2 separate regions of the Homo sapiens genome follow, and region 2 is linked to region 1. Evidence: chromatin contacts called from ENCODE Hi-C or POLR2A ChIA-PET data. All regions are on one chromosome and are shown on one strand. The core of a region is the stretch at or near the end of the contact, and the rest is flanking DNA. Distances in the headings are between cores, read along the strand shown.

The links. A loop is a pair of places that touch in the nucleus more often than their neighbours do. ChIA-PET counts read pairs that join two places held with the same protein, here RNA polymerase II (POLR2A). Pooled maps may share reads with other maps.
Region 2: a loop to region 1 is called in a map of IMR-90, with 6 times the contacts of the local background. The contact joins the promoter of UBE2E3-DT here to the enhancer-like site in region 1. A Hi-C loop is called at or near these places in 1 of 168 maps with a recorded cell type or tissue (IMR-90) and 1 of 50 pooled maps. POLR2A ChIA-PET finds 5 or more read pairs at or near these places in 1 of 52 experiments (HEK293).

What each region holds. Positions count from the first base shown.
Region 1 is chr2:182,129,696-182,136,579 of GRCh38, reverse strand. It overlaps a transcript of PPP1R1C not described here. Among named protein-coding and RNA genes, the nearest start is that of PPP1R1C, 150 kb to the right of the region's middle. Within about 2 kb of position 3,804, at least 2 of the 41 ENCODE cell types and tissues checked have a DNase peak (open chromatin) inside an H3K27ac peak, as active enhancers do.
Region 2 is chr2:180,978,618-180,985,501 of GRCh38, reverse strand. UBE2E3-DT (UBE2E3 divergent transcript) reads left to right here and starts at 4,490. Exons shown (of 2, transcript NR_187176.1): 1 at 4,490-5,436; 2 at 5,836-6,884. UBE2E3 (ubiquitin conjugating enzyme E2 E3) reads right to left here and starts at 4,897. Exons shown (of 6, transcript NM_006357.4): 1 at 4,529-4,897; 2 at 3,266-3,484; 3 at 1,409-1,459. The coding sequence starts at 3,459. RefSeq lists a silencer at 4,620-5,479.

The DNA of each region.
Region 1 (6,884 bases), core at 2,555-5,054:
ATGTACTCATTCTAAAAGGTATTAAAGTGTACTAGAGTTCATTATTAAAAATTGATTTTCTGATGAATAATATCATACATGCATATGAACAAGTGAAAATAAAAATGTCTATTTAGAATTAAGAATATACCTGTGCATCAAGCATGAATCAATTTTACCTTAGTATGTGTGTGTGTTTGTGTGTATGAGTGTGTGTGTGGGCATATAAAAACTTGGTGGTTTCAGATGAAATATTAAATTAGAGATTTCAGACGGGCACAATGCCTCACACCTGTAATCCCAGCACTTTGAGAGGCTGCGGTGGGCAGATCATGATGTCAGGAGTTTGAGACCAGCCTAGCCAAGATGATGAAACTCTGTCTCTACTAAAAATACAAAAATTAGCCAGGCTTGGTGGTGTGTGCCTGTAGTCCCAGCTACTCGGGAGGCTGAGGCAGGAGAATCATTTGAACCCGGGAGGTGGAGTTTGCAGTGAGAGGAGATAGCGCCATTGCACTCCAGCCTGGGCGACAGGGCAAGACTCCATCTCAAAAAAAAAAAAAAAAAGACATAAAGTAAATTAGAGATTTCAAGTTTCTAAACTCCTTGTTTTCTAACTCCTGCTCCACTCATTGAAATCACAATTTTCCCACTGAAAAACAGAAGCAAGTGACAGCTACAGCGCCTTTTAAATGATAGTTTGAATGATATCTGTCTCAGATTACAAAAGTAATATGCATTTAATCTCTTATTTGTAAACAAACTCCATTTTGTTGTTGTTACAGATAGCATCTACATAGCATTCTTCACTTAGTCTGCAAGGTAGACTAGACATTCCATGGGGTCAGGGGTTTATGTTTTGTTACTTTGTTTTCCCATAGCCTAACACGGCTTGCACACAACATAGCCTGACTGTTTTTGATTGAATTTGTTAAGTTGAAGGCAGCTATATATTCCTGAAGCCTTTCGGGGTTTACCTCTTAAGATTGTTGCAAGAAGTAAGTATATTGATAGAGGTAAGGAACTTAGAGCCTGTTGATTCATGTACCTTAGTGTTAGCTATTGTTTGTTCATTTATATTGGCATTTGTTCCTGGCTATGTGATGCAAACCTATTAGGTTGGTGCAAAAGTAATTACAGTTTTTATATCTGAACATGTAATCGCTAAAATTCATTGAGTGCTTACATAAGTCTGCTAAGTTCTAAGTTTCGTGTCTCTACCAACTTATTTCTCACAGCAATCCTAAGAGATAAATATTACTGTTATATCCATTTTATAGAGAGGAGGACTGAGACAAAGCTAGGAGAAGCAATGCATTCATGGTCTTCCATCCTGGAAGATGCAGGCTTGGGATTCTGATTTCAGAGTTCATGCCCTCAGCATCGTTTTACTCTTTCAAAACTAAACCAAACTTCAAGAGATTGCTGAACTTGAGAGAATCTATGATTTCTTCAGCTGTTGAGAACCTTGCCATGGCATTGTGCTTGGGTCAATTTAAAGCGTATAATTTCTATAAGGATTATAGACTCATTTCTTCTTTCTAATCAAAGAGCGTTGCATTCTTTAAGTCTTTACCACTTTACCTGTGTTGAACATTTGGCTTCTCTTTCCAGCTCTTTTTACTTAGTCTTTTCTGTATACAGTTGTTATGCTAAATCTCCCTAATGAATTCTTTGGAAATATTGCTCCTTTTCTTAAAAACAATTTCTCCTTGTCTACATCAGAGGTCAGCAAAATTTTTCTGTAAAGGGTCAGATAGTAAATATTTTAGGCTTTGGAAGCCACATACCATTATACCACCCTCATCCTGCTGCTCCTCCTCCCCCTCTTCTCCTTTCCTTTCTCCTCCTCCTTCATCATTTTCTTCTCCTCCTCCTTCTGTTTCTTCTGATCCTTCTCCTTTCTCTTCCTTTTCTCCTTCACAACCATTTAAAAGTGTAAACTATTCTTAGCTGGTGGGGAGAGAGCATGCAAAGACCAGCTACATGGCAAATTTGGCCCACAGGCCTGCTCTGCACAGCACTACTATTTCAGGTCAAAGAACTTGGTACCCTAGGAAAAAGAATGAGGCTGCTTCTGCCAGGGACAGTCACCCCAGGAGCTCCAGCTTCTCCAGGCCCTGCTAGCCACCCTGAGGACTGCAAATGTCACTATCTATCTCCAGCACACCTGCCACTCATTCCCAGTACACACATCCGTTTGGAAGGCCTGGCTACAGCACTGGTTCTCAACCCTTAGCATGCATCAACATGGCCTTAAGGGTTTGTTAAACTACAGAAGTCTAAGCCCCATCCCCAGAGACTCTGATTCAGTAGTTCTGGGATGGGCCTGAAGCAAAGCTAATGCTGGTAGACTGGGGATCTCACTTTGAGAGCCACTGGCCAGCAGGTAAAGCTTAAACTCCTTAGCATAATTTTCAAAGCCCCTCACAGCCTAACCCAGCCCATTTTCAGTCTAGCCTTCATTACAGTATTCACTGTTCCTGATGCCTTTGCACTGAGTGCCTCTTCTACCTGAGTCTTGCTGCTCCCTTTGTCATCTTTACCTGTCCCTGTCCCTTCTTCCTCTAAGGATCTGTGCATTTGCCTGCTCTCTTGCAAAGCCTCTTCTCATTCCTCTAACCAGAACTCCATCTCCTCTTTGGATGAACACTGATCTGCTATCCCTCTGTGCGAAAGAATTGCAGCTCTCTGTCATACACTTGCTGCTAGATTTTTAGGGAAAAAAGCACTGAGTTTTACACACTGTAAATGTTCAGTAAATATTTGTGGAATAAATGGATGTGAATAAATGAATGAAGGCAGGAAGGAAAAGTGTATTATTATTTGTCCTGCTTGGTATGTGATTGAGTCAGTCCTTTTCAGATAACATCTCCAGTTAATTTAGTCAAAATAAGACCCACTTTTCAAGCACTTTAGATCTGCAAAATCCCAAAAGCCATTTATGTTTTTTTTCTCAGAGCAGACAAATGGGGAGTGCATCAATTCTTAATAGCATACTAAAAGCAAACCTGAATTATGTGAGAGAAACAGTAAGATCTCTTCATCTCTCTCTTGTCTGTATGCTTGGGGAGTTGGGTCTGCTGGTGTAGAGATATGTTCATAACAGCAAATCCTAAACTTTGCTAAGAAGAAAAGTTCACATTTCCTAGTTGATTTCCTACAGCCTTGACGATTAATAATGGGAACCATACAGGATTTAGAACAATAATGACTAATTCTTAGTCATTGGTGGTTGGTAGCTGCTAACTGTAACATTTTCTAATCTGAAGACATTTCTTAACCATTAATACTTTGATAGAATGGTAAAATAATGACAAAGAATATTTAAAGGGTCCAGACAGTATCTGACCCATTTTTTGGCCCTTGATGAACAGAAAATAATATTATTTTGTATTTATCCAGATACCATTAAATTTGTTACATTTTATGTGGAAGACTTGAGGCAAGAAATATCTCACCCAAGATAGCTCATGAAATTTGGCCTTCAGTTCAATTTTGGACTTCACTTTGTCACTTACCAGTGCTGTGGTCTTGGACAAGCCTAAATTTTTTCATCTATAAAATGGAAATAATTAAAGTGCCTATCTAATAGGTACTTTTGGAATGATTAAGTGAAATGTTCTATACAAGGTGCTGAGAATATCACCTGACACATAGAAAAACAGAAATAATATGAGCTATACAAATAAAAACCTACCTAGAGCTTCACCCCTTTCTTTTAAAATTAATTGATATTTACAGTTTCAAGAGCATAGCATGGCTTTAACTTTAGTAGCAATATCTTAAAAGTCCACATGATGGAGAGGTTGCTCCATGCAGAGTAGACCAGCCATTCCATAGTAAAGATTATATTATCATTAATTTACCACTTATGTCCTTGCTTGAGAGGAAGGCTAAATTATACATATATATTAATTAGATACAGAGAGAGATTAATATATAGATTTATATATATATGTGTAGGTAGATATGTTGATTTGTTCACTGGTTGCTATATCATGTAGATATTCTATTTGGGGGAACAATTTTAATGCAAATATTAAACAGAAAAATATCAACATAAAGATAAAATAACAGTAACCTTTGTATTTCCTAGACAGCTCGTTAAATAAAAAATATCTTCAGACATCCAGGTGCACTGAGAAGCAACAATAGCAATTTCTCAAAGAGGAAAACTATGTACACATACACATACACACACACACACAAACACACACACACACACACACACAGCAGCAAACTCCCCCAATTTCATGGACTCCTCATTAGCAAAACAAGCTTTCTGCAGAGGAAATGAAAAAGGAAGGGACTTTTCATAAGTGGAAACTGTCCATGTGAGAGGAACAGACTCATTCAACAAGCATGGTAAGTCAGCTGCAGTCTAAAAGTCGAGTGTGTCAACACTGAAATCACCATCAAACCTTTCCTCAGACAGAAATGGGGGCAAAAGGAAAATAGCCATGGTGCAAAAGACGCGTTCATGTGGAAATGACTTAGCAGCAGTGGACAGGAAGCTGCTAAGAATAAGTTGTGTGGCCAGAGAGGGAGAGGGAAGGAGCTGGCCTTGCCCTCCCTCGGGTCCTCTCCCTCTGGCTATCTTTCTCTTTTCACCGGAGGCACCCTTTGTGAGGACCTCCTCACCTCTGTTACTGTGTCCAGTTTACTCTGGATGTCCTCCTCTGTTCTCACCTGGCTTCTCCCTAACAGACAAGAATATGGAAATTATAACTTTGGGAGGTATTTGTTTAGTAAAGTGTTTTTCTGTTTTTGTTTTGTTTTGTTTTGAGATGGAGTCTCGCTCTGTCACCCAGGCTGGAGTGCAGTGGCGCGATATCGGCTCACTGCAACCTCCAACTCCAGGGACAGTGACTGCAACCTCCAGCTCTGCCAGGGACAGTCACCCCAGGATCTCCAGCTTCCCTAGGCCCTGCTAGCCACCCTGGGGACTAATAATTCTCCTGCCTCAGCCTCCTGAGTAGCTGGGACTAAAGGCACATGCCACCATGCCCGGCTAATTTTTGTGTTTTTAGTAGAGACAGGGTTTCACCATGTGGCCAGGCTATTCTCAAACACCTGACCTCAAGTGATCTGCCAGCCTTGGCCTCACAAAGTGCTGGGATTACAGGCTTGAGCCACTGCACCTGGCCCTTTAGTAAAGTTTTATTTCTCTGTGCTTAATTTAATAGAAATCAGGTTAAATTTCTTCTCTATCTTTCCTTTAGAAACCTTCTTTTTTATTTCCATACAGCAAAACATTTTATGAATATACATATATACATATTTAGTGTACATTTTATATATATGTGTATATATACATATTTTGCATACACATACATGTGTATATAGAAATGTATACAAGCACATATATAAATTATAGACACAAACACACACACACACTGCTCAATAGAAAAAAAATTTAACTCCACATTGCACAATGAAAGAAAACAAGGAGATTAATTTTGGCAACTGTATTTTCCCCAGAATATTGCATTAAATTATCTTCTACAGATATAGTTGTGGGTGTTTATGATGACAATGTCTATTTTTTAACACTGTTCTGCCAATACGACAAAAAACTTACTTTGAAAAATCTTATTTAGGTACTAACCAGTTCCAATTAACTCCTTCCTATATATTCCATTTATTCTGACAATAAAAGTGTGTAGCTCGAGCTTGTTATCATAGGCAAGTCCAGGATTTAGTAGTATCATTCCTGTCTTAGAATTGACCTTCATGTCATTTTAATTTTTAAACTATTGGGTGTTCTCAAAAGCAAATAAAGGACCAATGTAATATTTAAAACACTTGACAAATGTAACAAACAAGTGACAAATTCAAAACAGAAAAATCTATGTTTCATTAGGGTAAAAGAAGAGAGCAACATATAATTAGTCTGCTTAGGAAAACACATCCACAGAATATATGCTGCAGGAGAAATGTAACAGGAGACTCACTCATCTACTGCAAGGCTTTGAAAAATGTTGGTATCTGTAAACAATAAAGAAAGAAAAGATATTCTTCTCTAATTATTAAAGAGATGTTCAACCATCTGCAAACTATTTTTTTAAGTTCTTGTTGTTCCCTTCCTTTGATTCATGCAAAGCCATGTTGTACCTTTGCTACTTTTGAGAATAATGGGACTTTGAAGTCAATTAAACTCATTCCTCAGCTTGAAGGGAGCAGCAGGTAGAATGTTGTCTTTGGCTCCTCATTAAGTAGTATATTGTTCCTTTCAATGATCTAATATCTACAGCATAATCCACAATTCCGCAGGTAGGTCTGGGTGATTATGCTTTTTCATATTTTATTTCTTTGGCAATACAAAGTCTAAGAGTAGGAAGTAAAAGTTAGTACTTAAATCCTGGGGCAAGTAGGGAGGATAATAATAATGAACAATTTGTGAAATTATTTTTATTTTTATTTTGCAACTTATGAGAAATCAAGAAAGGGAAACAAATTAAAGATTGATGCCTTGTTCTTTAAGAAAAGGTTATACCTAAGATTGTCATAAACTCAGCAATTCTCTCATTTTACATGATAAAGGTTATTTTTAAAATATAGATTTAGACATAGGAAACATTTTTAAATGAACCATGTACTTTTTTTATTAAAGTTTCAAATTTACTTCTTTTATTTCTTATAAGTCATCTTAGTTTGAAGTCAATGCCCAAGAATTAAAGTAGAACTCAGGGTTTTCTTCCCAGCTTAGCCTCATTAGCAAAAGTATCTGCCTATGCTTTATGTCTGAATTGGAGGAAGTTTAGCTCTAAGTCAATATATAAGACAGTATAAGAAAGAATAAAAGTCTATGGCTCCTAAGGAGGATAGGCTTTTTTATTCTAAAATCTATCACAACTCAAACAGGTCAGAAGCTAGTTAGTGGAAGCGTTTGTTGGATTATT
Region 2 (6,884 bases), core at 3,241-5,740, 1.2 Mb after region 1:
AAGTGAAATTAATTTTAACATTTTATATAGCCAAATATATCCAAAATATTATTTTAATATTAATGAACTTTTTTTAAGTCAATGCAGTATTATACATCCTTTTGTTGTACTAAGTTTTTAAAATCCAATGTGTATAAATTTTACCCTTATAGCACATCTCATTTTGGACTAGCCACAACTGAAGAGGCCAATAGCCACATGTGGCAAGTGGCTACATTACCGGACAGCATAGCTCTTAAGTAATACTTTGAGATCTCACATACCACCATCTCCTTAAAATTAGTTTACATTCATGTTTCCTGTTTGAACTGAAATTACAAATACAAGCAAACTGTTCATTCATCGGATAAATCAGGATCAAATCACCTTATCTGAGGATCCAGTTAACATACACAATAAGAAGCAACTGGATTATACCCTATTATATCACAAGCAGACTTCAGAGACAGGGTCTGATCATCCCAAGTGAATACAACTTGTAGCAAAAATACAGGTTAAACATGAAAACATTGTCCTATCAAACCATAAAACTGCCTAATTCCTTGCAGCCACTCGCATTATTGAGCACATATCTCTTCACAAACTATCTACAATATTGTTTTCTATGCGTGTTCAATTTTGTAAGCCATAGTCATTAAAAAAAGAATAGAGCGCTATACAAATGAAATGAAAAAAATTATTAGAGAAAAAATAATCAACCAGCTACTTTTAATGTATCTTATACCAACCAATAATCTTAAATTCATCTACCTGAGTTCCACTAAAATGAATTCCCACAATTCCAATTCATTTACTGCTTTTCATACACATATTCCAACCACCAAAATTACTAAAAATGTTCCCAAGCAATTAGGACATTTGCTTAAAACGTAAATAATTCCAACAATGCATTCTGTAGAAAACGACCACTAAAACCATTAGCTTAGCCCATAAAATTTGTCCTTAAGGCTAGTAACTGAATAAATCAAACAGAACCAACTATATGCTTATTTACTGCATTTACATTTTGTAACACCACATTCAGCAATTTCTAAATGTGGAAGGTCAGTTCAGATTGCACACACAAGCAGTAACTTTAAAGCTTAGCAAAATTTTAGAAGTTTCTTCAGTATACTTCTGAAAAAACACCCTCTACAGAAATACATCAGAACAAAAATCAGCACCATTCATATGAATATCAGAAGCACAAAATCAGTATATTCATAAATCCACAATGTATACTTATGCTAAAAAGTATTTTTTCTCCCAATTTTATCTAGTTCACCTTCTACAATTTTTGTTTAATGCACTTGCAAAGCTGTAAAGAAGCAAATGTTGTCTCCTCTGCTGCACACATATCCAGACAATACATCAATCTCTTGGTATTTTTCCACAATTTGAAACCAAAACAACAAAATTCATTTCTTACCTGCAATTAGGAGGAGGATCAAGGGTTATTTCAGCTAGCTCCTTCTGAATTCTGTTAGTGAAATGAGAAGAGACAAAAAGGATTTGATATAGTCTACAGAATAACCAGGGAATTACACTGCCCTCTACCACCATGCAGTTAAATGCAAGGCTGGCTCTGCCTTCAGTAATGCTAACATGGCTGCTTCCTCTTTGTTCTCAGAGGCATAACCCAAATCCCTTAACAGAAACTTTGCAGCTTTTTTTCTCACTTGCTGCTGCAAACAAGTAAGTCATTTACACTTGATTGGAGAAATACTCATCCACTAGTACTCAGTAAAGAATATAATATCTATTTCAAAACACTTTTTACCAAAGAAATTCTCTTTTCAAGCTTATATGCAAATGAGACAAAAAGGGAGGAGGGAAAGCACTGGAATATTTGACAAGGACTTGAAGTGACTTTTACTGAGGTAAAAATTAACAGGCTACTGCAAGAGCACATTAACAGTTCTGACAATATTTTATCTGTCAAAAAAAAAGTTTAAAATTTACAAATATCTTTACTTGTGAAAAACTTTCAAAGACTACTTGACATTCTAATTTAACCATTTCTGTTTTCCCTGATTTTAGGTACAGCACTTAAATTTAATAAACATTGAGAGAAAGAGGAGAAAATACATAGGCCTGAGTTAAGGGGGAGAAAAGCAGTTCTCTGATTTGATTCAAATTTAAGATGATTTCAAAACTTTAGATGTGTCTAATATGTTCCGCATCAACACTATACCAAATTGAGAATTTTAAATTATGTCAAAGACTGCTGCCATTCAAAAATATTATCAAGTTATTAATACTTCATTACTGAGACAATAAGGGTGAAAATCCATAGAAAAATATGAGTATTTATGAATCACCACAGAATGCAATATTTGATCAGTTTTTATATTCTTTTTCCTTTAGTTATCAATAAAAATTAACAAAATGTCAAAATTGGTTAATGCTGTAAACATTATACATTTTATGTATAATTACTAGAGTTTGTGGATATTCCACTACTACTACCACTGATAAGAGTCTCATTGACAGAATCTTTTTTTCTCCATCAGAAAACATCAATCAATAGGAAACAAATGATCTTTCACTTACATCCAATTAAATATGTTTCTCCTGCTGTTGAGTATTAACTTGTCAAGCACATCCACAAGTTTCAGAGTGAAGAGGCCCAAGGACAATGCAAGTTTTCTATCACTAGTGACACCTCAAATTGTAAAGGGCTACTTTTCAGTTTGATTTGCCCTCACAAGCACAGGAAGGGATAATCATAATTTAACCAGGAAAGTTACCTGTGATATACGATTGAAAGTCATGTTTTGTAAAACTGTAAGCAGATTTGCAGCACAATTTTAAATCTGCTTTCAAATATAGCAAAGGCCTGAATTTGCAAATTTTCTAGCAAATATGATCATTTCTGATCATTAAGTTTCATGAAGAGAGGCACTGCTAATCTCTGGAAGTGTCAATTTCATTAAAGAAGATTATGACTCATAAAAGGAACATCCCCAAAGTACCATCTAATTTGGGTTCACCAAATTTTCCTTGCCAACTCCTTAAACAATCTGTCAGAATGTTAGTCTAATCTCTACTCAAGGACACTCTTAACTGAAGTTACCGAAGTACAGAATTAAGTTTGCTTAAAAGTATAATTCTAGTAATGTTGCTTACATACCACCTAAAGAATGACAACTCATTCAAGTACAATTAAACTGATAATGAAGTAAATATTTCTGAACTACTGCTATTGAGGTAAAACCAACAAAAGCGTCCAACCACCTGGAAGACAACCTGACAAAGTGTGCTGGATCCTTCTTTTACACATTACCTTTTAGCACTAGTGGATAACTTAGCAGTGGTTTTGCTAGAGAGTTTGGTGTTTTTCTTCTGCTGGGTGGCAGAAGGTTTTCTTTCCTCTTGTTCTTCAGGCTCTGGAGCGGCTGGGTCTCGCTGGTCCGCATCTGAACTGCCACTGCTGGTGCTGGGGCTCTCATCATCGGACCTTTGCCTATCACTGGACATCTTGGTGAAGTTATCTCTTGGAAAACTTTTAAAGAGAACAGGGGAGGAGGAGGAGAAAATGTTAAATCTAGGAAATAAACCAACAGCATTTTCTTCTAGTCATCTAAAATCGTCTTGTAATGAAAAAGCTTCAAAAGTGTTCACACTTATTTCATCGTACAACAGGGGTACGTACAAGGGAGGTGATGTGTCACACAACGCCAGCGTTAAGGGATTTGCCGAACTCAAGTTAGAAAACCCACTCACATTTTTTTCCGTCTCTTGGACAATCTATCAATTGTCTACTTTCTCAGAAGGCATGAAACAGATTTGCCAAGGAACTTAGGCAACAAGCATTAATAACATATGACACACTGTAAATAACAGATCTCGCTGAAAAATGTTTAAAAGTCACTAATAACGTCTAAATATTTACACACTGACATTGGTCAAAGCTACCAAATTCCCTTTCCGAGAGGAAAACACACCCTGTTAATCGCCCATATGCTTATTTAAGGTGGCGATTCCTCCTCAGTGCACGTAAAGCCTTTAAACACAACACTTGGAAATTTAAAAATCAACTAACGAGCTGCTCTAGCTGTTTCCACGGCCAGCAGCGAAGATTCATCCGGCCAAGACCGAGCTGCCACCCTGGGAAAAGCAGAATTCAAACTGCACCTTCTGCAAAGCTCCCAATGCCACCAAGGTTCCTCGCTCAATTTTTATATCACGGACCGACATTTTGTCCAAAATAACGAAAAAAATAAGAAACCCAGAGAAAAAACAAACAAATAAACAAAGCCCCAAGAAGTGCAACAAATTTCCGCGCCCGCGGAGGCGAGCCACGGCCGGCGGCGGCGGCCACGCAGCTCCGCGGCCCTTTGTGGGGAGGGCCGCGCGGGGGCCGCGGGTAGCGCTCGCCGCGCCGGGCGCCAAGTGATGCGAGCAGCCCAGCCGGCCCCGCCGCGGCTCGCGGACACCGGCGACGCGGGCGCCCGGCGCGAACAAAGCTGCCCGCCCCCGCCCCCTCCCCCACCGCCGCCGCCGCCCCGGCCGCCCCCCACGCGGCCCCCCGGCCCCGCCGCCTTACCTCGGCCGCCCGCCCGGCCCGCTCGCGCGCCGCTACGGTGTGGGGGAGGGAGAGAGAAAAAAACCCTTCCTTAAGGAAATGGAGGCAGCTGTGGGGGGGGGAAGGGGGGGGAGGGAAAAAAAGAAGCCGAGGAGGCTCTGGCCGGGGAGTGTGGAACATTGAAAGTCGGAGGGGGTTGTGCAGTGCCGGGCTCCGGCCGGAGGGTGGCGCCGCCCAGCGCCTTCGGAAAAAAGCGGGGGTGGGAGCTCGGCTGGGCGAGGGCGCGAGCTCCCGGCGAGGCGGAGGGGACGCGGGAGACCCCCGCGCGCTGTAGCCTCCCGCCGCCGCCGCCCGGCTCGGCTCCTCCCGGCCGCGCAGTCAGCAAGTTCCGAGGCGAGCGCGGGGGGGAGGGGCGGGCGCGGCGGCGACGCGCGTGCTCGCTGCTTGCCTGGCGGAGGGGCGCGCGCCGCCGACGCCCGGCGGGCGCGAGCTGTTCCCGCGCGCTCCCGTGCGCGCTCTCCACACCTCCCCTCACCCTGGGGGTGCACGCGTCCGCCCGCGCGCGGCCAGGACAAAGAGCGCGGCGGGGACCCGGCGGGCTGGCCCCTGCCGCCCTTGGCCGCGGAGCCTGTGCCAGAGAAGGCGGGGGCGCGGGCACCGTATCGCGGGGCCGCTGTGCCGCGGGGTGGCTTCCGGCCTGGGCCCGCCTCCGGGGCGAGGCTGCCCATTGGGCTACCCGCGTCCCCAGGGCTGGTTCCATCCCATCCGCCTGCGCGGGGGCCGTCGTGGCTCCCGGGGCCCCAGTACCTGGGCAAGGGCCCTGGGCGCGTGGTTGGGAGTCCCCCGCCGCCCCGGGAGACGGGAGACTAATGGGTGTTGTTGACGAGGCCAGGCACGCAGGCGGAGAAGAGCTGCCACTTGCCCCTCGCGTAAGCTGGAGGAAGGGACAAGTTGGGGTCCTGGGAATTGAAGAGGGTAGAATGTATTTGGAGATTAGGGGAACAACCTCTATTTCTTTTTGGCTCATAGCTTGCAACTGTCGCTGCCAAAGGGAAGTGTCCTTCGGATTATTTGAAACCTTAAAAATCCAAAACAGTGTTTAAAATGTCCCGCTCAACATTCTTAAAAGTGAAGGAGAAGAGTTTGGGGTTGGGGGGTGGCGATGAGAGCTAAAACATGACACTTTTCTGCGGGACTCTTCTGTCTTGCACATGAGGAGCCAGTTCTGGAAAGAAAAGTTCTGAGTGATGTTGAGTCAGAATGTCCACCCAGAAAAGCTTTAGGTGGAGATAGTGACAGTTTTGTTTGTTCTACCATTCTTTTTGCAGTCTCCAGGTGGACTCTGCGGTTTTTACCCCACGGCACAAAGTAGCCAGAATACAAAAACTTCCTGTTTGCCACCCAGGCCTTCTCCAGCTACTGAGAACTTGTTCCGGTGATGGAGCCTCAAAGGAATTTGTGGATTCCTCTCCCACAAGTGTCCAGGGGCAGGGGTGCTGTGAGAATGTGCAGTTCACAAAGGGAGTGAGAATGGCAGTCAAAAGATGTATAGAGTTAAGGGAAAGAAGAAAAGACTGAGTGAGCCAACGTATTTGCTTACTATTTCTCCTAATAGAAAACTTTTGGTAAAGGCTTGATAGCAACTCTAAAGAGTAAGTTACATTTCCATAATTTTCCAAAGACACAGTCATTCAGTTAACTTTATTGAGGGCTATATGTTGCTAGGTGCTGGACATACACTCATTCAATTGCTGTGTGACTAAAGCCAGGTCTCTACTCTGTGCTAAGAGCTCCTAGTCCAGAAGGGGAACAGTTCATTAAAGTTCGCTAGGTTCATAAGTAGTAAGGATATTCCACTCAGAATGAACAGATAGAATATCTCATGCCTCAAAAAAGATCATGGTCTGTGTGTGGACAAGCATTTTGATTTGGCTGGGTCAAAGAGTGCTTGTGGGAAAAGCTTGTTAGTGAAAATAAAAGCAGAATTTTCCCCCAGCTTTACACGATGTGATGTTACAGCAAAAGCCAGCCAATTTGGAGTTGAAGCTTTGCTTTGTTTGGAATGGGGAGACAGAAAAGGAAAGCTGTACGTTAAACATGGGTTCTTTTAGGAAATTTAAGAACAGAAATAGCCTGAAGGCCCAAAGGCCAATTGCTGATAGGATTTAGTGGGGTAAGGAGCTTAGGGGAGAAAGATATTTAGTTGTTTGGTAACATCTTCTACAGAAGAAATAGTATTGGGTTGAAAAGCCAGGGAAGTGTATTCTAATCCTCATTCTACGAAGTTCATATGACCTCAGGCAAGTTAAGTTATTTCAATTACTTTTATGTAAAAGGAGATTGTATCAAAGGTTCTAAGTCCTCTCCTGCTCAAAAA